2 separate regions of the Homo sapiens genome follow, and region 1 is linked to region 2. A link is an interaction called in ENCODE POLR2A ChIA-PET data of the cell type or tissue named here. Cell type or tissue: OCI-LY7. All regions are shown on one strand. Links, peaks and the distances in the headings refer to the core of each region. The heading gives the core; the rest is flanking DNA.

Region 1 (11,877 bases), core at 1,347-9,346, 92 kb after region 2:
ACTGATTTGCTTTTTAAAATAATAAATTTAGGCCGGGTGTGGCGGCTCACACCTGTAATCCCGGCACTTTGGGAGGCCGAGGCCAGGAGATCACAAGGTCAAGAGATTGAGACCATCCTGGCCAACATGATGAAACTCCATCTCTACCAAAAATACAAAAATTAGCTGGGCGTGGTGGTGCGCACCTGTAATCCCAGCTACTTGGGAGGCTGAGGCAGGAGAATCTCTTGAACCGGGGAGGTGGAGGTTGTAGTGAGCTGAGATTGCACCAGTGCATTCCAGCCTGGTGACAGAGTGAGATTCCATCTCAAAATAAATAAATAAATAAATCTGTTATTATTATTATTTTAAAATAAGAGTTCTTCAGCAAAATGGATAGGATATGGACCTGGATTTGATTTTTAACTCCTTTTTTAAAAAAAAATTTTATTTTAGGTTTGGGGATACATGTTAAGGTTTGCTACACAGATAAACACATGTCACGGGTGTTTGTTTTACATATTATTACATCACCCAGGTATTAAGTTCAGTACATAATAGTTATCTTTTCTGCTCCTCTCCCTCCTCCCCCACCCCCAAATAGACCCCAGTGTCTGTTGTTTCCTTCTTTGTGTTAGTAAGTTCTTATCATTTAGCTTCCACTTACAAGTGAGAACATGGCAGTATTTGATTTTCTGTTCTTGTGTTAATTTGCTGAGGATAATAGCCTCCAGCTTCATCCATGTTCCCAGAGAAGACATGATCTCATTCTTTTTAATGGCTATGTAATATTTCAAGATGTATATGTACCACATTTTCTTTATCCAGTCTGTCATTGATGGGCATTTATGTTGATTCCTTGTCTTTGCTGTTGTGAACAGTGCTGCAGTGAGCATTTGTGTGCATGTGTCTTTATGGTAGAATGATTTATAATCCTCTGGGTATATACTCAATAATGGGATTGCTGGGTTGAATGGTAGTTCTGCTTTTAGCTCTTTGAGGAATCGCTATACTGCTTTCCACAATGGTTGAACTAATTTACCAACTCACCAGCAGTGTATAAGGGTTCCTTTTCCCTGCAACCTTGCCAGCATCTGCTGTTTTTTTGACTTTTTAATAATAGCCATTCTGAGTTGTGTGAGTTGATGTCTTATTGTGGTTTTGATTTGCATTTCTCTAATGATCACTGATATTGAGCTTTTTTTTCATATGCTTGTTGGCTACATGTATGTCTTCTTTTGAGAAGTGTATGTTCATGTCATTTGCTCACTTTTTAATAGGGTTGTTTGTTTTTCTTTTGTAATTTAAGTTCCTTGTAGATGCTGGATATTAGACCTTTGTCACATGCATAGTTTGCAAATATTTTCTCCCATTCTGTAGATTGTCTACTCTGTTGACAGTTTGTTTTGCTGTGCAGAAGTTCTTAAGCTTAATTAGATCCCATTTATCAATTTTTCCTTTTTTTCGTGATTGCTTTTGGTGTCTTTGTCATGAAATCTTTGCCCGTTCCTAAGTCCAGGATGATATCACCTAGGTTATCTTCCAGGGTTTTTATAGATTTGGGTTTTACATTTAAGTCTTTAATCCATCTTGAGTTAATTTTTATACAGAATGTAAGGAAGGGGTCCAGCTTCAAACTTGTACATATGGTTAGCCTGTTATCCCAGCACCATTTATTGAATAGGGAGTCTTTTCCCTATTGCTTGTTTTTGTCACCTTTGTCAAAGATCAGATGGTCGTAGATGTGTGACCTTATTTCTGGGCTCTCTATTTTGTTCCATTGGTTTGTGTGCCTGTTTTGTACCAGTACCATGCTGTTTTGGTCACTGTAGCCTTTAGTATAGTTTGAAATTGAGTAACGTGATTCTTCCAGCTTTGTTCTTTTTGCTAAGGATTGCCTTGGCTATTCAGGCTTTTTTTTTTTTTTTCTGAAAAGAAAAAAGAAAACTTTTTTCCTCAGGTTCCATATAATTAAAAAAATTTTTTTTTCTAGTTCTGTGAAGAATGTCGTTGGTAGTTTAATAGAAATAACATTGGATCTGTAAATTGCTTTGGGCAGTATACCCATTTTAATGATATTGATTCTTCCTATCCATGAGCATGGATGTTTTTCCATTTGTTTGTGTCTTGTCTGATTTCTTTGAGCAGTATTTTATAATTCTTCTTGTATAGATCTTTCACCTCCCTGGTTAGCTGTATTCCTAGGTATTTTATTTTATGTTATTTTATGTTGTTTTATTTTATTTATGGCAGTTGTGAATGGGATTGCCTTTCTGATTTGGCTCTCGATTTGGTTGCTGTTGGTATATAGGAATGCTAGTGATTTTTGTACATTGATTTTTATATCCTGCAACTTTGCTGAAGTTGTTTATCAGCTGAAGGAGCTTTTGGGCCAAGACTATGGGGTTTTGTAGATACAGAATCATGTCATCTGCAAATAGAGATAGTTTGACTTCCTTTCTTCCTACTTGGGTGCCCTTTACTTCTTTCTCTTGCCTGATTGCTCTGGCTAGGATTTCCAATACTATGTTGAATAGAAGTGGTGAGAGAGGGCGTCTTTGTCTTGTACCGGTTTTCAAGGGGGAATGCTTTTGCCCATTCAGTATGATGTTGGCTGTGGATTTGTCATAGGTGGCTCTTACTATTTTGAGGTATGTTCCTTCAATACCTAGTTTATTGAGAGTTTTTAACCTAAAGCGATGTTGAGTTTTATCAAAAGCCTTTTCTGTATCTATTGAGATAATCATGTGGTTTTTATTAGTCTGTTTATGTGATGAATCACATTGATTGATTTTTGTATGTTGAACCAACTTGCAACTGGGGATGAAGCTTACTTGATCATGGTGGATTAGCTTTTTGATGTGCTGTTGGATTTGTTTTGCAAGTATTTTATTGAGGATTTTTGCACTGATATTCATCAAGGATATTGGCCTGAAGTTTTCTCTTTTTTTGTAGTATTTCTGCTAGGTTTTGGTATCAAGATGATGCTGGCCTCATAGAGTGAGTTGGGAGAAGTCCTTCCTCCTCAATTTTTTGTAATAGTTTCTGTAAGAATGGTACCAGCTCTTCTTTGTACATCTAGTAGAATTAGGCTGTGAATCCATCAGGTCCTAGGCCTTTTTTGGTTGGTATGCTTTTATTACTGATTCAATTTTGGAGCTCATTATTGGTCTGTTTAGGGAATAAATTTATTCCTTGCTCAGTCTGGGTGGGGGTGTATGTGTCCAGGAATTTATCCATCTCTTCTAGTTTTTCTAGTTTGTGTGGGTAGAGGTGTTTGTAGTAGTTTCTCATGATTGTTTTTATTTCTATGGAGTCAGTAGTAACATTCCCTGCGTCACTTCTAATTGTGTTTATTTGGATCTTCTCTCTTTTCTTCTTAATTAGTTTAGCGATCTTTTGAATGATTTTTCATGTCTTGATTTCCTTCAGTTCAGCTCTGATTTTTGTTATTTCTCTTCTTCTGCTAGCTTTGGGGTTGATTTGTTCTTCTCTAATTCTTTCAGTTGTGAGATTAGGTTGTTAATTTGAGATCTTTCTTTTTCGTGTGGGCATTTGGTGCTATGAATTTTCCTCTTAACACCACCTTAGCTGTGTCCCAGAGATTCTGTTATGTTGTATCTTTGTTCTCATTATTTTCAAATAACTTCTGGATTTCTGCCTTAATTTCATTATTTACCTAAAAGTCATTCAGGAGCATGTTCTTATTTTCCATGTAATTGGATGGTTTTGAGTGATTTTCATTGTGTTGACTCCTATTTTCATTGCGCTGTGGTCTGAGTGTGTGTTTGGTATGATTTGGTTTCTTTTACTTTTGTGAGGATTGTTTTATGTCCAATTATATGGTTGATTTTAGAGTATGTGCCATGTCGTGATGAGAAGAATGTATATTCTGTTGCTTTTGGTTGGAGACTTCTGTAAAAGGTCTGTCAGATCCATTTGGTTCAACGCTAAGTTTAGGTCCTGAATATCTTTGTTTATTTTCTGGCTCAGTCTGTCTAATACTGTCAGTGGAGTGTTGAAGTCTCCCACTATTATTGTGTGGGGAGTCCATGTCTCTTTGTAGGTCTCTAAGAACTTGCTTTATGACTCTGGGTGCTCCTCTGTTGGGTGCATATATATTTAAGATAGTTAGGTCTTCTTGTTGAATTGAACCCTTTACCATTATCCCATGCCCTTCCTTGTCTTTTTTGATCCTTGTTGGTTTGGAGTCTGTTTTGTTTGAAATTAGGATTGCAACCTTTTTTGTGTTTCCCATTGCTTGGTAGATTGTGTTTCCCATTTGCTTGGTAGATTTTTCTCCATCCCTTTATTTTGAGCCTAGGAGTTTCACTATGAGTGAGATGGGTCTCTTGAAGACAGCATACCATTGGGTCTTGCTTTTTTATCCTTGCCACTTTGTGCCTTTTAAGTGGGGGCATTTAGCCTGTTTACATTCAAGATTAGTAATGGTGTGTCTGGATTTGATCCTGTCATTGTGCTGTTAGCTGGTTATTATGTTGGCTTGTTTGTGTGGTTGATTTACAGTGATACTGGTGTCTGTGTTTAAGTGTGTTTTTGTATTAACTGGTAGCGGTCTTTCTTTTGTATATTTAGTGCTCCTTTCAAGATATCTTTTAAGGGCAGGTCTGGTGGTAATGAAGTCTCTCGACATTTGCTTTCCTGAAAAGGATCTTATTTCTCTTTTGCTTCGGAAGTTTAGTTTGGCTGGATATGAAATTCTTGAAGATTTTTTTAAAGAATGTTGAATATAGGCCCCCAGTCTCTTCTGGCTTGTAGGGTTTCTGCTGAGAGATCCACTGTTAGCCTGATGGGGATCCCTTTGCAGGTGACCTGCTCTTTTTCCCTAACTGCCTTTAACATTTATTCTTTAATTTTCATCTTGGAAAATCTGACAATTATGTGTCTTGAGGATAATCTTCATGTGTAGAATATTGCAGGAGTTCTTTGTATTTTCTGGATTTGACTGTTGGCCTCTCTAGCAAAGTTGGGAAAGTTTTTGTGGATGATACCCTGAAACATATTTTCTAAGTTGTTGGCGTTCTCCCCTTGCCTTTGAGGGATGCCAGTGATTTGTAGTTTTGTCCTCTTTACATAATTTCTCGGAGGTTTTGTTCATTCCTTTTTATTCTTTTGTCTTTATTTCCGTCTGTCTTATTTCAGAAAACAAGTCTTCAAGTTCTGAAATTCTTTCCTTAGCTTTGGTTTATTCTGCTGTTAATTCTTGTGATTGTATTGTGAAATTCTTGTAGTGTGATATTCAGCTCTGTCAGATCCCTTAGGGTTTTTTTTTTTTTTTAAATACTGGTTATTTCATCCTTCAGCTCCTGTATCACTTTATTATGATTCTTATTTTCCTTGGGTTGGGTTTTGTCATCATCCCGAATCTCAATGATCTTTGTTCCTATCCATATTCAGAATTATATTTCTGTCATTGCAGCCCATTTGGCCTGGTTAAGAACTGTTGTTGGAGAACTGGTACAGTCATTTGAAGGACATATGACACTCTGGCCATTTGAGTTACTAGAGTTCTTGTGTTGGTTATTTCTCGTCAGTGTGTGTGGGTATTACTTTAACTGCAGTGTAGATTGAGTATGGTCAATAGACTTCTTTACTGCATGTTTTCACTGAGTTGAGGTTTTGTGTAGGGTGTTTATTTGAAGCTGACTTCTTGTTTCTGGTTTCAGAGGGGAGGGTATGTCAGGTATCTTTGGTGTTAAAGCTTTGGGGTATGATCCAGCAGGTGGCTCTTAGGCTTATTGGACAGCTGGTGGACTAAACAGTTGTTCAGTTGTGTGGCTCCCCTATGTTTCCTCACAGTTGTAGCCATGTTCCCTCTCAGTGTCCTGAAAGTATGGGTTTCTCTGCCCCTTGAGTGCTGGCTGTAGTTCATGACATCCAGTACAGCTCTGGGGAGATCTCAGTATTTATGTTCCTCCCCCAGCTTACAGGCTGCAGAGGGAGAGATCTTATTAGTGGTTTTGGCCAAGGGTTGTTTGCTTGATTCCTGGGGGCTCCACCTCAGAGAGATGCAGGTGAGCAGTTGCTTAGTGCAGTCAGCCCAGGATGGAGGGTCAGTGCTGCGGGCCCAAGCCAGGGGTTGGTTCCCTGTCTGGTGATGAGCCGTCAGAGGTGTGTGGGACCTGTGGGAGATGGACTGGCCTCCTCTCCTTGAGTTTACTGCAGCTTGTTGGAGTGTGGATAAAGCACTTAATGTCTTTGCTCCTTCATCAGACCGAGGGTGGCAAGGGCAGTTCCACAGTAGAGTCAGTGGCCGAGAGGCTTTTAGTTGCCACTAGAGGCTCTGTCCAGGGAGTTGCTGAGTTGGTGCTAGCTGAGTAGCTCTGGTTGGGGGTGGCTGGAGCCCCAGGCTTGGAGGACCTGCCCTGTGAGGAGATATGGGATCAGCCACCCACGTAACAGTGGGGCCACTTTTCCCTAGGGCTGCTGTGGTATACTTGAGGCCTGCAGCAGTCCCTGGTCACCTCAGATTTTCCAGAATCTGGAGGTGTTACCAGTGAAGACTGTGAAACAGCAAAGATGGCTGCCTGTCCTTCCCTCTGGGAACTTTGTCCCAGGGAGGAATGACCTGTTGCTGGTCCAAAGGCACCTATAGGAAGTGGCTGGAGACTCCAGTTGGGAGGTCCCCCAGTGAGGAGGAGCAGGATCAGGACTGCTTAAAAAAGCAGTCTGGCCACATTTTGGTAGAGCATGTGTGCTGTGCTGGGGGTCCACTTCAGCCCTCGGTTGCCTCAGACACTCTGAAGCTCTAAGGCTGGAACAGCTGAGTCACCCAAACAGCAAAGATGGTAGCCACCCCTTCCTCCGGAAGCTTTGTTCCAGGGGAACTTCAGATCTCTGTTGGCTGGAGAGCTTGGGTGGGGGTGGCTGGAGGCCCAGGTTGGGAGGTCCTACCCAGTGAAGAGGAATGGGATTGGGCACCTGCTTAAAGCAACAGCCTGGCCACGTTTGGGTAGAGCAGCTGTGCTGTGCTGTGCTGGGGCATCCCTTCTGTTCTGGGTCAGCACAGATTCTCCAAAGCACAAAGGCTGGAATGGCAAAGATGGTGGCCCACCTCTTCCCCTAGGAGCTCCTTCTTAGGGAGGTGCAGTGCCACTACTGGCAGCTGGCTAGAATTCCAAGCCAGTGGGTCTTATCTTGTGGGCTGCCATGGAAGTGGGTCCTGTGGGCTCTTGCTGGTCAGTCCCCTGGATTCAGCCTCTTTCCTAGGGGTATTTACAGGAGTCTAACCTCCCACCCTGCTGGAGGTACAGCTACTTTTGCCAGAAAGCCCAAGTATCTAAGGCTCCAGGGTCTTCACGCATGCCAAGACTCCACATGGCTCTGTTGGTCAGACTGAAGACTGCAGGCCCTGGTGGAGTGGGTTCACAAGGCGATCTCTTAACCTGAAGTTTGCAAAGGTCTGTGGGAGAAGCATAGTTTCTGGGGATCGCTCATTCACTCACTGCTTCCCTGAGTCGGGGAGGAACCCCTGGCTCCGTGTTGCTCCCAGGTGCGCTGTTTTCCTGCCTTGCTTTTCTCTGTTCTCTGTGGGTCAAGTTGTTTCCTTGATTAATCCCAATGAGAGTACCTGGATGTTTCAGTTGAAGGTGTTGTATTTACTCACCCTTTCTGTTCCTCTCTGTGAGAGTCACACACACTAGCTGCCTCTAGTCGGCTCTGTTGGCCACTCCCTAGCCGTTTAAACTGTTTAAAAAAAAATCTTATCGTGATGTAATTCACATGCTATATAACTTACCCATTTAAAGTGTACAGTTATTTTAGTATATCCAGAGAGTTGTTCAACTGTCACTGTGATCAATTTTGAATCTTTTCATCACCCCAGAACGAGACTTTGCACACCTTAGTTGTTATCTTGACCCAAATTTCGTAACTGTTTTGAGTTACTCACTGAAGATCATTTGGTCTCTTAACAGGCAGCAAGAAATTGATCCAGATTATCTCCTTTCTCGATCTGTCGTCTTACTGACAGATTTTTAGGCACCAAAAATCACAATTCCTTTCTGTGTATGCTACTTTAAGATAGATTTCTTGTCTTCTGTGAGTTCATTTGGGAGTTTCAGTGAAGGACCTGGGTGTTTTGATGGAAGTACATGGTTTATGTGTATCCATATTAAATTTCATCTTGGTGTATTGGGCCTCTCATGTCTGTCCTTGGTACATCCTTTTAGCCTTTTAGGACTTCTGGATCTTCAGTCTGCCTTTTAATGTATTAATGTTCTTAGTGAACCTAATATGGTCTGTATATTTGATCATTTGATCATTAGATTTTTTTTTTAAGTCATTGGCAAATGTGTTAATTAGAATTAGGCAGAGTGGGAGTGGGGAAGAGTTGGCGTTGCCTGTACAAAATCTCGTTTCTTGTAGATATTTATGAATTACTCATTTTGCTTTGTTTACAGAACCATTATAGGGTTGAGGATGGCAACAGTGGGACACGAGGCATATTCTCCCCCTCCCACAGTGCTTCTCTAAATTCCTAGATTTCACCTAGAAGCACAGACAAAAGCATGAGCGGCGGGAGGGGAATTTTAGTCACACTCTTTATACTTATAGCCACCATGACGTCTCAACTCACATTTCTTCAGTTTGTTCACAGCAATAACATAGGGGATTTGGGCATAGGTTTTACTCAAATTCAGACACAGTGTTTTTAGTTTTCCTTAGTCTCTGTTACCAATCCCTTGGATGATAAAATTTATTTTAAAAAAAGAACTGTGGTGTGTCTTCTTGAAGGTATATGCTGAGCTTTTAGATTATTGCTTCCCTTTCAAAGGCGCACAGTCCATCCCTTTAACAATTTGTGTCTGACACCGAGATAAAACTCAATAGATTACAGATTGTTGAATCTAGCTTCTTACTGCAAACTACTGTAATCCCTTTGTAATCTTCCATCTGTTTTATTCTTAAATAATCTTCTTCTGGGACTTAGGATGTATCTCTTTCTAGCCTGGGACTAACTCCTTTAAGTCAGATAGTGTGACTTATTTATTCTATGTTATGTACCCTGAAGTTCATTCTCATTGATTGAAAAGGAGGACATAAAATAGAAAAAGCACTCTTTTATATACTTTCACACATCACCACTCTGAGCCTTAAGTCTTAGATCTTCCTTATTTGTCTTGCTGCAAACATAATTAGAAAATCAGAAAAGCTCTTTTTTGTAGTCCATGGCATTTTTCCAAGGTACAGTTCAGTTTTGGAGTAAAGAATCATACCCTTTCTGGCTTTCCACTCTAAACTTCTGCAAATTCATTCTTCTTCTTGTAAGCAAAATCAGAGGTGTTTAATTGTTTAGTCACTTGGATATATACACTGAACATTTTTAGTTAAACAGACCTTTCTGCTTTGAATTGAGGATGACTGTTAATAAGGTGTTAGAAATGAAAATCAATCCTGACTTCTTCTTCTTAATCAGAATCCAAATAATAAGGACTGCACTGCTGCAGTCTCTATGGGGACACCCACTGCTCTCACTTTTCTGTTTTCTTCTTTTTAAAAAATTTTATTTTTTAATTTAATTTTATTTTTTTACTGTTCCTTGCAGAGCAGGGCTACCCCAAAGGCAGTGTTCCCAGAGTAGCCCACTTTCTGTTTTTTTTTTTTTTTTTGAGACAGAGTCTTGCTCTGTCGCCCGGGCTGGAGTGCAGTGGCGCAATCTTGGCTCACTGCAAACTGTGGCCTCCCGGGTTCACACCATTCTTCTGCCTCAGCCTCCCGAGTAGCTGGGACTACAGGCGCCCGCCACCACGCTTGGCTAATTTTTTATATTTTTAGTAGAGATGGGGTTTCACCGTGTTAGCCAGGATGGTCTTGATCCACTTTCTATTTCCTTATAGCTCATGTTGACAGCTTTTCTCTCCAACATGGGTCTACTCATCTCATGTAAAATTATTACTATACGTTCTTGTTGAGATCATGAACCTTCTCTAAAAATTTCATGAGGTTGTGGATTTGGAGAAGTATTCCTCAGTCCATTCAATACAATAACAGTAATGACTATAGTTTATTATCTACTGTGAGTCAGGCACCAACTGTAGCGAGACATTCTAGTTACGTTTTCTTGTATACTTCCCCACAGTGTTACAAAGAGGACATGATCCCCTTTTTTCTGATCAGTAACTTGAACCTGTAAAGTGAAGGTTGAATGAATTGCCCCAGACCTCATAGAAATAATATATTCTGCATTTGTATTTTTAAATCAGTTTTTAAAAAGTAACACATCTAAAATAGTAAGAGGCATGTCTAAAATTCTAGTGTAGGTCTGTTTAACACCACAGTGAGTGCTGCTTTTTTTTGGTGATTGAGGGCCTACCGTAATATATCATTGTGGCAGCTTCTTTGGAAGATAAGAAATTATCCACCAGAAATAAAGAGGACACATTCTCTTTTAAGGAAAACACCATCTCGGCTTTTAAACACTTTTCTTTTTTAAAGGGTGAAGGAAGCCATGGAGATTTCTTAAGAAGAGAGACACTTCCTACCTTTCTTTTGGGAAGCACTGTACTGATTCTGTTCAGCAGTGTACAGAATTGGAGCCATAGTAGAAGGAGGTGGAGATTGGAGAGCGCCTAGCTCAGCACCCTTGGCGACTAGTTGTAGCCCTGACTCCTTGGAGTGATCTGTATGTCACTCTGTATTTGGACACAGCTGTTTCCTCGGGTTGCATGGTAACAAACCAAATAATTTGCCTTTAGGCTCTTTTGCTTACTATGTCTGTCATCTTTTACACAACTGAAGCCTTTGGTGGAGAAGGATTTTGAGTTGACTACATTGCTTAATTGTAATGACTATTCTGTTTGACCTTTCTAAGCCAGAGCTTCACGAAGAGAGATTTGAATGTTTGCTCCGTAGAAGTAGGTCTCTTCCAGGGGTGAGGCACTGTCTTAAAAAGTTATAAAGAGGCCGGGTGTGGTGGCTTATGCCTGTAATCCCAGCCCTTTGGGAGGCCAAGTCAGGTGGATCATGAGGTCACGAAATCGAGACCAGCCTGACCAACATGGTGAAACCCCGTCTCTACTAAAAATACAAAAATTAGCTGGGTGTGGTGGCGCCCGCCTGTAATCCCACCTACTCTAGAGGCTGAGGCAGGAGAATTGCTTGAACCCGGGAAGCAGAGGTTGCAGTGAGCCGAGATTGCGCCACTGCACTCCTGCCTGATGACAGAGCGAGACTCCATCTCAAAAAAAAAAAAAAAAGTTGAAAATACTAACTTTTAATTATCCCTTAAAAATAGATATTCCAGTTTTTCTGATTTTTAGTAATACATGTTTGTTACGGAAATTCTGAAATATGTAGACCTTAACTTATGGAAACTTTAGAATATAAAGTAGAAAAATGAAAATTACCCATAATTGTAATTTCTAGGAATAATCACTATGAACATTTGAGTCTTCCCCTTTCTTTTTTTCTCTTTTTTTGTATTTTTTGTTTTTTGTTTTTTTTTTTTTTTACTATATATGTATGGAGTGCAACACATCTGTATTTTAGTTATCACTTTACATTGATTAAGCATTTGTACATGCTATTAAGTTCCTCTCATAGCTCTAATTTATATATTAAAATAATCATTCTCCTAATGTTATATAGATTATTTCCAGATTTTAATAGTATAAATAAAATCCTTGTAGACACAGTTATTTGTAAATGTTTGATTTTTAATACCTAATACGTATTAGACAGATTTCTACTGCGTTGAAACTTAGGGTGATCATTTTGAATGGCAGTTTTTACAACTGAAGATTTTCCCTCCTGAAAACTTTATTTTAAGCATCTTGGATAAATGTTTCTTAAAAAACATTATATACTTTAATAAATTACTTAACAGCTTAAGTTTTCCGTGACAACTTGGTGCCATCATTAAATTATAAGCATCAA
Region 2 (11,877 bases), core at 2,307-10,306:
GCTCACTGCAACCTCCGCCTCCCGGGTTCAAGCGATTCTCCTGCCTCAGCCTCCCGAGTAGCTGGGATTACATGAGCTGAGTTTTTAAGGATGAGTAGGAGTTAGTGATGAGGTCATTCCTAGCCCAAGGACTAAATCACATATAAGGAAGCGCCTTAATGAGGGGCAATAGGTTGGAATCAGGGATCAGGTTGTTCATTATAAACAAGCAATTCAGTAGGGCTTAAGTGAAGGTTGTTGGGGAAAAGAAGTTCAAGATGGTGATGTTCCAAACTATGACAAGCCCAGCCAAAGAGTTAATCCTGAGAGCTACATGAGCCATCTCCAGGTTTTAAGTGAGAAGATTTGGTATTCTTGACAGAAGCTGTCAGGAATACCCTGTGAGGGCTGCTTATCTCCATTCCTGGGACTTTCCCTGGATGCTTTTGGCACAAGGGCAGCAGCTGCTATTGCTGACTGCTGGAAAACAGGGTCTCACTGGCATGGAATTCGGGTGACTGTAATTACGGATAATGGGTCTCAATTTGCCTGTCAGGAATTTGCACAGTTGGCTCTATCCCTGGAATTTGAATACTTTACATCCTGCTTATGCATCAAAGTCAGACAGCAGAAGAAGCAGAAGTCACCGGGGTTTCCCATCTACTCAGTCAGCTGGCCTTGGAAATGGCCGTGGACCTCTTAAAAGCAGTGGCCATTCCCATGGAGGGAGTTTTTCCTAACCAAGCCCACCCCCACAGAAAAGGCTTAGAGCCGCTCTCAGGCACCAGGTCTGGGAAGCTAAGGAAGGAGGACTTGCTGTTACAGTGATCCCACGGTGTTTTCCTGGGGTCCATGGCAGCTTGGAAGGACTGTGTCCACTCACATCCTGGTCTTTAACTCAGGCTGACACACCCTCACCCCTTACTGCCTGTAGCCAATTTTTAAAAAGAAACAAAAAAAGAGGAGGAAGCACTTGCTTCACTACTACTTTGCTCCTTCCTTCCTTCCTTCCTTCCTTCCTTCCTTCCTTCCTTCCTTCCTTCCTTCCTTCCTTTCCCTCCCTCCGTCCCTCCGTCCCTCCCTCCCTCCCTCCTTCCTTCCTTCCTTCCTTCTTTCCTTTTTCTTTCTTTTGAGACAGGGTCTGGCTTTGTCGCCTAGGCTGGAGGGCACTGGCATGATCTCAGCTCACTGCAGCCTCAACCTCACGTGCTCAAGTGACCCCCCACCTCAGCCTCCCAAGTAGCTGGGACTACAGGTGTGTGCCACCGTGCCCAGCTAATTTTTGTATTTTTGGTAAAGACAGGGTTTCGTCATGTTGCCCAGGCTGGTCTCGAACTCCAGAGCTCAAGAGATCCACCCACCTCAGCCTCCCAAGATTACAGGTGTGGGCCACTGTGCCTGGCCACTACTGCTTTCGTTCTTCATGGCCCACTCTAGTCAAGAGTCAACAACTTTATTTATTTATTTATTTATTTATTTAGCGATGAGATTTCACTATGTTGCCCAGGCTGGTGTCAAACTTCTGGGCTCAACTAATCCTCCTGCCTCAGCTTCCCAAGTAACTGGGATTACAGGCACATTTCACTGTGTCCAGCTCAATTTTGTTTTTTATCCTTCTAGTTTTGCCTTCTGTTCTTGTCATAGCACTGACTTCTCTATGTATTTATTTAATATTTATTGATATAGTACTTGACGACATTATAAATGCTTTACATATATTGACTCAAAATTATTCCTCCTAGGCCAGGCGAGGTGGCTCACACCTGTAATCCTAGCACTTTGGGAGGCTGAGGCGGGCGGATCACGAGGTCAGGAGATCGAGACCATCCTGGCTAACACGGAGAAACCCCGTCTCTACTAAAAATACAAAAACTTAGGCAGGCGTGGTGGTGGGTGCCTGTAGTCCCAGCTGCTCAGGAGGCTGAGGCAGAAGAGTGGTGTGAACCCGGGAGGCGGAGCTTGCAGTGAGCCGAGATTGTGCCACTGCACTCCAGCCTGGGCGACAGAGTGAGACTCCGTCTCAAAAAAAAAAAAAAAAAAATTTTTCCTCCTAACACATGTATGTGATAAGTACAGACAAGGAAGCGATTATATCCATTTCACAGATGAGAAAGTGAGACAGACAGTAGTGGAGCTCAGATCTGAACAAGGTAGTATTACTCCAAAGTCTATGCCAAACTACACTTCAACTGCATACATTTCAGTTTGTCTCTCCACATGTGAGATGATTCTTTACTGAGCACTTTAATTTGTGCTAGACACTTTCCATCTGTGATCTCCTCTGTTCCTCATGGCAACCCAAAAGATAGACACAGATAAGAGAACCAAGTCACAGTGATTTATGCAACTTCTACAAGATTATTCCGTTAGTAAATGGGGAGTTGCCAGCCACTAAGGGAGCTCTTTATCTCCAGTTCCTACTGCTTCCCCAAATACCTGACTTCTGTTTATTGCTTGATCCTCTCCTATACTGACTGTTTTGGGTATTCTCACAGCCAGAGTCAGTCCCTGAGACCCAACCACCATTGTACTTAGACATACCCAAGTCTCCACTCAAAGGGAGCATAGAACATTCTGCCACAATTTCAGAGGAATGAAATTTAAACTTTCAGTCTATTCTGCGAGGCTACATTCTCACTGTTTCAAAGGATCCCTTAATAAAAATAGCTATAACAATAATATTTGCAAGTTATTAATGCTTTTTAATGTGCCAGACACCTTATATAGAATATTTCTAACCATCATGACACCCTAAATGTAAATATTATTGCTGTTTTACAGATTGGGAAACAGAGGTTCAAAGAGGTTTAAATAACTTGCCCATGATCATACCATTATTCAGATATTGGCCGGGCGCGGTGGCTCACGGCTGTAATCCCAGCATATTGGGAGGCCCAGGCAGGCAGATCATGAGGTCAGGAGATCGAGACCATCCTGGCTAACGCGGTGAAACCCCGTCTCTGCTAAAAAAATACAAAAAATTAGCTGGGCATGGTGGCGAGAGCCTGTAGTCCCAGCTACTCGGGAGGCTGAGGCAGGAGAATGGCTTGAACCCAGGAGGTGGAGCTTGCAGTGAGCTGAGATTGCACCACTGCGCTCCTGGGCGACAGTGGGAGACTCCGTCTCAAAAATAAATAAATAAATAAAAATAAAAATAAAAATAAAAATAGCTATAACAATGATATTTTCAAGTTATTAATGCTTTTTAATGTACCAGACAATTTATACAGAATATTTCTAACCATCATGACAACCCTAAAAGTAAATATTATTGCTGTTTTACAGATTGGGAAACAGAGTTTCAAAGAGGTTTAAATAACTTGCCTATGATCATACAATTATTCAGATATGCTAACCCCAAAATCTATCCTCTCTCTTTTTCTTTTTTTGAGACAGAGTCTCGCTCTGTCACCCAGGCTGGAGAGCATGATCTCTGCTCACTGTAACCTCGACCTCCTGGGTTCAAGTGATTCTCCTGCCTCTGCCTCCTGAGTAGCTGGGATTACAGGCAGGCAGCACCACGCCTGGCTAATTTTTGTATTTTTAGTAGAGATGGGGTTTCACCATGTTGGCCAGGCTGGCCTCGAACTCCTGACCTCAGGTGATCCGCCCACTTTGGCCTCCCAAAGTGCTAGGATTACAAGCATTAGCCACTGTGCCCGGCTGTACTTTTTCTACTGCACTTGGCTTCTTCTCATGTGAGCAAGATTCAGGACAAGTCTTTCCAAGGGCTTGGAGAAAATATAGAAGGTGGAAGAGAATAGGTTTCAGCTTGGGTCAGTGGGATATTTCTTTTTTTTTTACTTCCTTTTTCTCTACTTCCTATCATCCCTTCTTTTCTTCCTTTTTTCAGTTAATAAAAAATGACACAATTAATAACAAAGCTAGCAGAAGCCCTAGACTTGGCTCCTTGCCATATTTAAAAACCAAGTTCCACCCATATACAATTATGACTGCTGACAATAAAGTCCCAACCCAGAATGAATCAGCACAGAGAAAAATCAAAAGAGGGCAGGGCTGGGGCTTGGTACTCAGAGTTAGCCCCAAAGTTATGAGTCAGAGACTTCTCAGAATAACCTCCCTGCCAAATTAATCCCAGGCCAGGGCTTGCCAAGGTGCAGCTGGTTTCACAAATTCCAGTGGACTAAAGTGGACTTCCCTGGGGGAAAAGGGCAGTGCTAATGTGCCAGAGAGAGACAGACTGGATAGGTGAGTGGTATTATGGTCATTGACCAAACTACCAAACTTCATTCTACTCTAGCAGAAACAATCCTAAGGCCACATAGATGGAAATGCACCTGTTCAATTCTGCTCATCACTGTATTCAAGAACTCAGGAAAGATGTGTATAATGCATCCAAAATGAAGGGACATATTTATTTATATTGTTAAATAATATCTGCAACATGAACTAGCCAAAAATAAAATATCGATGCAATTAGTGCATGCTGTACTAAAAACAATGATATCGGTTTGTAGAGGCTTAAACCAAATAGAAAAGTCTTGTCAAAAGTGTCTCCTTGGTCCAGGTTTGCTCCATCTTCTCTAGGTCAACCTCTTTCTCTGAATCTGAACTTCATGAGTAAATACTGTAGTCGGGGAGGGTCAGGATCACCTTGTACTGCAAACCCAGACAGACCTAGGCTCCTGTAGGTCTCAATAATCTGCATTTATTTCTTTCAAAAGACAAACCAGAAATGTTCCCCTCACCCAGATCCTCCTAGAGAAAGAAAAAGAAGTTGTGCATTCATGCTATATGAAAAGAGAACAGGAATTTAGAATCATAAAGACCTGGAAAAAGGCCGAGCGTGGTGGCTCACACCTGTAATTCCAGCACTTTGGGAGGCCGAGGCGGGTGGATCACTTGAGGTCAGAAGTTCAAGACTAGCTAGGCCAACATGGTGAAACCCTGTCTGTACTAAAAATACAAAAAAATTAGCTGGGCCTGGTGGTGGGTGCCTGTAATCCCAGCTACTTGAGAGACTGAGGCAGAAAAGTTGCTTGAACCCAGGAGGCAAAAGTTGCGGTGAGCTGAGATCACACCACTGCACTCCAGCCTGGGAGACAGAGCAAGACTTTGTCTCAAAAAAAAAAAAAAAGACCTGGAAATGAACTGAGCATGATGGCTCATACCTGTAATCTCAGCATTTTGGGAAGCCAAGGCAGGAGGATCACTTGAAGCCAGGAGTTCAAGACTAGCATGGAAAGTATAGTTGAGACCCCAACTCTACAAAAAAAAAAAAAAAAAAAATAGAATAAAATTAGCTAGGCATGATTGCATTCCTGTGGTCCCAACTATTGGGGAGACTGAGGTGGGAGGATTGCTTGAGCCCAGGAGATCAAGGCTGCAGTGAGCCATGATTGCACTATTGCATTCCAGCCTGGGGGCAGAGTGAGACTGTCTTGAAAAAAAAAAAAATCTGGAAATGAGTTCCCCAACTCTAAGACTTCCCTGCTGCTTGGGCTTTGAACAGCGTATTCATCTATAAGATGGAGAAAACAAGACTTACACTTAACTGTTGTTAGGAAGATTAAATGAGAAAATACATACTAAAGTGCACAAGCCAGTGTTTGACTCATGGTTAATTGTATCTTGGTCGCCCAATCTCCTGGGCGGACCTGAACTTCTTTCTGTATTTGAAAGTCCTTTTGAGAGGTCTAGAGTCATCTATTCTTTCTAACATAGGATTCATTGATCAGAAATTCACAGAAGGGCGTCCTGAGACACTGTGTATTCCAGAAACGGAAATGGGCAATTCAATTATTCTTTTATTCAATAAAAATGATTAAGTACTTATTCTGTGTTAGGGACTGAACCAGGAGCTAGAGATAGATAAATGAGGTGTGGGTCTCATTTAGAGTGGAACACAGACAAATAAGACTGTTGTGAGGTATATGAAGGCAAAAACAGGGTGCTGAACACATCTCAGGAAGAGCGTCCAGATAGAATTCTCAGGAACTGTGTGAGGGGTGTGTGTGTTGCTGTTTGGAAGTAAGGCCTGGTGGGAAGTGGGGCAGATGGGAGCCAGAAAGGGCAAGCAGGAGTAGACCGGTAAAGGAGGGTGAGGATCACTCTGCCAGCAGAGACAACAGCATATGCGCAGGCTCATGATGGGAAATCGCCTTTGGTTCTGACAGGCAGGCCATAGGGATTGTACTGCGGAAGACAGGGCTGAAACAGAGGCTGGAGAGTTGGACAGGGGTCAGATCACAAAGGGTCTGGGTGGCTAAGCTATGTGATTTGGGTTTAAACATGACATATATGGAGAATCTTTGAAGGATTCCAAGCAGCAGGGTAACATGATCAGATTTGCTTTTTTTTTTTTTTTTAAGACGGAGTCTCGCTCTGTCGCCCACGTTGGAGTGCAGTGGAGCAATCTCGGCTCACTGCAACCTCCGCCTCCCAGGTTCAAGCATTTCTCCCACCTCAGCCTCCTGAGTAGCTGAGACTACAGGCACCCACCACCATGCCTGGCTAATTTTTTGTATTTTAGTAGAGACGGGAACTCCTAGCTCAGGCCATCCACCCACCTCGGCCTCCCAAAGTGCAAGGATTACAGGCATGAGCCACCGTGCCCGGCCCAGATTTGCTTTTCTAATTTTATTTATTTATTTGCTTAGAGACAGGGTCTTGCTCTGTTGCCCAGGTAGAGTGCAGTGGCATGATCATAGCTCACTGCAGCCTTGAACTCTTGGGTTCAAGCAATTCTCCCACCTCAGCCTCCTGAGTAGCTAGGACTACAGGCATGTGCCACCATGCCCCGCTAATTTTTTTAATTTTTTGTAGAGATGGGGATCTCACAATGTTGCCTAGGCTGGTCTCAAACTCTGGGGCCCAAGTGATCCTCCCACCTTGGCCTCCCAAAGTGATGACACTCCAGGCATGAGCCACCATGCCTGGCCCAGATTTGCTTTTTAAAATTGCCATGAAAATTTGTGTCCACAGATTTGACTTATTTTTATGAACTCATGATAATACCCAACTTCCTTTCCTTCCATGTAAAGAAAAAGTAACATCTTCAAAAATTAAAATTGTCCAAGTACCTCGTGTTAGGTGGAATTTGGGTTTTATTTGCTGTAGGGAGTGGGGAAGGTTGGACTTGAATAGGAATATTGACACTGAGACTTACTGATTTGCTCTTCTTTTACCTGCAGAGCCAAATCAATGGTACTCATGCTACGAACAGGAGCTATGGTATTTTTACCAAATCTGGAGACAGTGATCTTCACTTTGAAAAACAGGTTCTGAGAAGCCCCTCAGAAGTGAGAAAGGCTGTAACCTAACCTCGAAATTTATTAGCAGAAGCAGGTAATGACCACGAAGTCTCGCCGTTAAGGCACACCAGTGCTTGCCTTCTATTTCTGGCTCTAACCAAAGCTGTCAGCTTCTCACTTTCAAAAAAACTTAGTTCACTTCATGAAAAAAATATATATACATGATTGTGAGAAGTCTACAGAAGTCCCCTGAAAATCCAGTGACCTCATTTTTGGTAGCTCTGTAATATTTGTGAACATTTGTTTTTCAGCACTGTCACTACTTTTGGTCAAATTTACTGTCAGGGTTTTTGAGTTTCAAGGGCAGTTTGTCTTAACCAGTTTCTCCATTTATTGGAAGATCTGTCTCTGTAACCTAAATACAACACTCTCACTCATACTAAAAAATCCAACCAGCCCCAACCACAGGCAAGATCTGGAAAGCAGAACTGGAAAGTGGATTAAAAGAAAAAGCCCAAACTTTTTGTGTTGCAGTCCTTTATTGCCTTCATTCGCTGGACAACTTTCCTAATGTGACATTTGTCTTGGCCGATGAAGTGTCACATACTAAGCAGGTGATAAGTGGCATAACTCAATGGAAGTATTTGGGAAAGTAAGTCAGAGGCAAGTGACAAGCTGGAATGTATGTAACTGTCAGCACAGACAGGCCAAGGGCCCAAAATAAAAGCTATTTTTCCTCTCTGACTTGGCAACCCTGCTTGAAGTTAGGTTTAGGCTCGCTTTTTAAATCAGTCTGTGTGTGTGTGTGTGTGTGTGTGTGTGTGTGTGTGTGTGTGTGTGTGTTATGACTGCCATCTTCCTATTGCTGAATACCTACAGAAGAAAACCAGAAGGTAGTGGTGTACTTAAAAATGAAAAGAGGCGCGAGGCGTGGTGGCACACACTTGTAATCCCAGCACTTTCGGAGGCCGAGGCAGGCGGATCACTTGATGTCAGGAGTTCGAGACCAGCCTGGCCAGCAAGACGAAACCCTGTTTCTACTAAAAATACAAAATTTAGTCGGGCGTGGTGGTATGCACCTGCAGTCCCAGCTACTCAGGAGGCTGAGGCAGGAGAATCGCTTGAACCCGGGAACTGGAGGTTGCAGTGAGCTGAGATTGCACCACTGCACTCCAGCCTCGGTGTTGCAGCGAGACTCTGCCAAAAAAGGAAAGAAAGAAAGAAGGAAGGAAGGAGAGAAAGAAAGAAAGAAAGAGAGAGAGAAAGAAAGAAAAGAAAAGAGAAAGAGAAAGAAAGAGAAGGAAGAAAGAAAGAGAGGGAAGAAAGAAAGAAATAGAGAAGGAAGAAAGAAAGGGGAAAGATGGGGATCCTTAGAAGAAAAAACAAAGAGAAGTGAAGCAGATTTCCAAAGAGACCTGATATGCACTTCAGGAGACCAGCTAAAATTACCCCAGTTAAAGAGTGTCTTGTGTCACAAGCTTTGTCCCTAAGGTATGCTGAGGCCAAGTCCTCCCAACGTGGAGCTCTATCATAGCCCAGCTGGGAATTATCCACCCACCGGGGTCTGTGGGTCAAGACTTAAGTGCATTAGCAGAAGGCATCTTCAAGCTGATGTGATGGAGACCCATCAAATCTGAATCAAAGCCAAAAAGGGAAAGAAAACAAAATTAAGTAGCTCTTTCATAAACTTCAATAAGGTTTCACAAATTGAGACACAAGATGTGAGATGTTAAAAACATTCTCCCAGTGCTTTTCTCGGACTGAATGAGTTTCTGCATTTAGGCAGTTTTGGCATTTGCAAAGTGCTTGCTTTGTGTGAAAGGAAGTGAATGTGAGGATAAAGAAGTAGAGGAGAGAGGTGAAGGACCAGCTTCTATCCTGTCTCTGTTTCCAGGCGTCTTGATGTAGAGCTCTACTTAACTGTGAGAGCAGCTCCCAAATAAAAGTGGGACTCAGCACTATATTCCTATAAGTTGGTGACTGATTGGACTCTTCTCAATAAATCAATAATGGGCTTCATGGAGGTGGTGTTCTTGAGCCAGCCTTTAAGGTTTGTGGAATTTGCCAGGCAGAGATGCTGTGGATGGATCTTCTAGGTAGAGGGAAACATATGAATAGGGGCAGGACAGAAGGAAACCAGAGAACACATTCTGGGCACATAGAGCTGTAGAGTCAGAAGAACATGGCATCAGTCTGGATACTTGGGGCAGGGCAGATTTAGGTGTCAGAGGTTGTCAGCCCAAGAGGTGACCCTTTACTGAAGGATGGAACATAGGAAAAGGAATGGATTTGGGAAGGAAGGTGATTAAGAAGGGCATCTGTTGGTTTTGCTTGCCTGGCATCAATCCTACTTGCTTCTGGCCACAGTATGTCAATTTTCTTCTAAGCAAAGGGCCTTCGCCACATTCTCAGTTCACGTAGTTCAGGTGTAAATGACACTCTCTTTGGCTCAGTGGGTGAACACATGACCTGGGCCTAACTCATCTTAGGCCCTCAGGCATGGCTCTATAATTTTTATATAGAATTGCTTATTAATTCAAGTATAATAGTGGGAGGATAGAAATTTAAGCTAAGTCTGCATATTAATTTATGTAAAATTAGGAAATCACTGAAGGATAGGGGAATGATAAAGATTATGGGGAAACCTTTTTTTTTATTTTTATCTTTTTATTTTGAGACAGAGTCTCACTCTGTTGCCCAGGCTGAAGTGCGGTGGCTCAATCTTGGCTCACTGCAACCTCCACCTCCCAGGTTCAAGCGATTCTCCTGCCTCAGCCTCCCAAATAGCTGAGACTACAGGCATGTACCACCATGCCTGGCTAATTTTTTTATTTTTAGTAGAGACGGGGTTTCACCATGTTAGCCAGGCCAGTCTCAAACTCCTGACCTCAAGCAGTTCGCTTGCCTCAGCCTCCCAAAGTGCTGGGATTACAGGCATGAGCCACTGCACCCGGCCAAGGAACCAACACTTCTTCAATGACCTCCCTACAGTGCTATAGTGACGTACGGATGGATATATGATCAAAGCTGGGCCAATGAAAGACAGCCCTGAGACTTTTGATGCAGTAGTAGAAAGTTTAGTACAATTGCTGCCTACAGTAATATTGGTAATAGACTTTGTTTTGTTTAGAGATGGCGTCTCGCTCTGTTGCCCAGGCTGGAGTACAGTGGCGCCATCTCAGCTCACCGCAACCTCTGCCTCCTGGGTTCAAGCAATTCTCCTGCCTCAGCCTCCTAAGTAGCTGGGATTACAGGCAAACACCACCGCACCCAGCTAATTTTTGTACTTTTTGTAGAGACGGGGTTGTGCCATGTTGGCCAGGCTGGTCTCAAACTCCCAGCCTCAAGTGATCTACTCGCCTCGGCCTCCCAAAGTGCTGAGATTACAGGAATGAGCCACCATGCCCAGCCAGTAGTAGACTTTTGATAAAAGATACAGAAACTCTCATTTCATTTTGGGGTAGGGAGTTGATAAAATGGGGAATCGAAGCTTCTGATGATCATCTTGTCACTATGAGAGAGAAGGTTTCTGAGAAAGAAACCAAGATAGAGGAGAGCACAACCAGGAGAAGGCAATGGGGAAAGATGAAGAAGGTGTTGGGGAGAGACAGATTCCTAACGGCATCATTGGGTCATCTGGAACCAGACTTGCTTGAAATCTTTCTCTGGACTTAAATTTCCCTTTTGGTTTTTTTCTTGAGCCAATGGACTAAAAGAGTCTTAATGAATACAAAGATGTTGGTTTGGGACATACATATTTAAGTTACTGGAAGTCATCGAGGCAGTCAAAAAAGTAGAATTAGTGCTTTGAACACTATATCGAGTGCCCTGAGCACTGAGATAAATATCTGAGAGTCATTCACATGGTTAAAACAATAATAAGGGGCAATATTTATTATATTTTTTGCTTTGTGCCAGATATTGTTCTAAAGAGCTTTATATGTATTCTCTCATTCCACCTCACAGCAGCCATGTCAGTTAAATACTTTTATTATTTCTATTTTACAGGTAAGGACACTAACAGACACACAGGAGAGGCTTAGTAATTTGCTGTGGTGGCCAGACTCCACGATGGTCCTGGTGAGATCCGCTTCCTGGTATTCATGTCTTTATTTCATCCTCTCCCCTTGAGTGTGGACTGGACTTAGTGACTTCCTTCTTTTTTTTTTTTGAGACAGAGTCTCACTCTGTCACCCAGGCTGGAGTGCAGTGGTGCGATCTCGGCTCACTGCAAGCTCTGCCTCCCGGGTTCATGCCATTCTCCTGCCTCAGCCTCCTGACCAGCTGGGACTACAGGTGCCCACCACCATGCCCAGCTAATTTTTTGTATTTTTGTCGAGACGGGGTTTCACCATGTTAGCCAGGATGGTCTCGATCTCCTGACCTCGTGATCCGCCCGCCTCGGCCTCCCAAAGTGCTAGGATTACAGGTGTGAGCCACTGCGCCCGGCCGTGACTTCCTTCTAATGAATAGAGTAAGGCAGAAGTGATGGTATGTGACCTGGAAACTAGATCATAAATACAGTGTGGCTTCTACTCTTATTTCTCTGTTTCTCTGGCTTCTTTCTCTCAGATCACTCACTCTGGCAGAAACCATGTTATAATCAGCGCTGTGAAATGGCTCATGAGGTGAGAAACCGAAGGTTCCTTTAGTTAAGGGAATAAGCTTGGAAGTAGATCTTCCA

The links. Peaks named below come from ENCODE experiments on the same cell type or tissue, not always from the same donor. Only the 100,000 strongest peaks of a DNase experiment are listed, where the experiment ranks them.
Region 1: POLR2A ChIA-PET joins it to region 2 with 12 read pairs; 6 of 35 experiments call an interaction of 5 or more read pairs at or near these places.

Annotation. Positions count from the first base shown.
Region 1 is chr15:85,446,957-85,458,833 of GRCh38, forward strand. The region is part of intron 1 of AKAP13 (A-kinase anchoring protein 13); the gene reads left to right. Among named protein-coding and RNA genes, the nearest start is that of AKAP13, 72 kb to the left of the region's middle. RefSeq lists enhancers at 5,835-5,904, 6,065-6,184, 6,775-7,322, 7,323-7,869. In OCI-LY7, for the core only: a CTCF peak has its summit at 6,271; a DNase peak (open chromatin) is centred at 5,705; H3K4me3 peaks cover 492 bases; H3K27ac peaks cover 2,538 bases.
Region 2 is chr15:85,354,134-85,366,010 of GRCh38, forward strand. No RefSeq gene overlaps it. Among named protein-coding and RNA genes, the nearest start is that of MIR7706, 21 kb to the right of the region's middle. In OCI-LY7, for the core only: no CTCF peak of the experiment used is centred there; no DNase peak of the experiment used is centred there.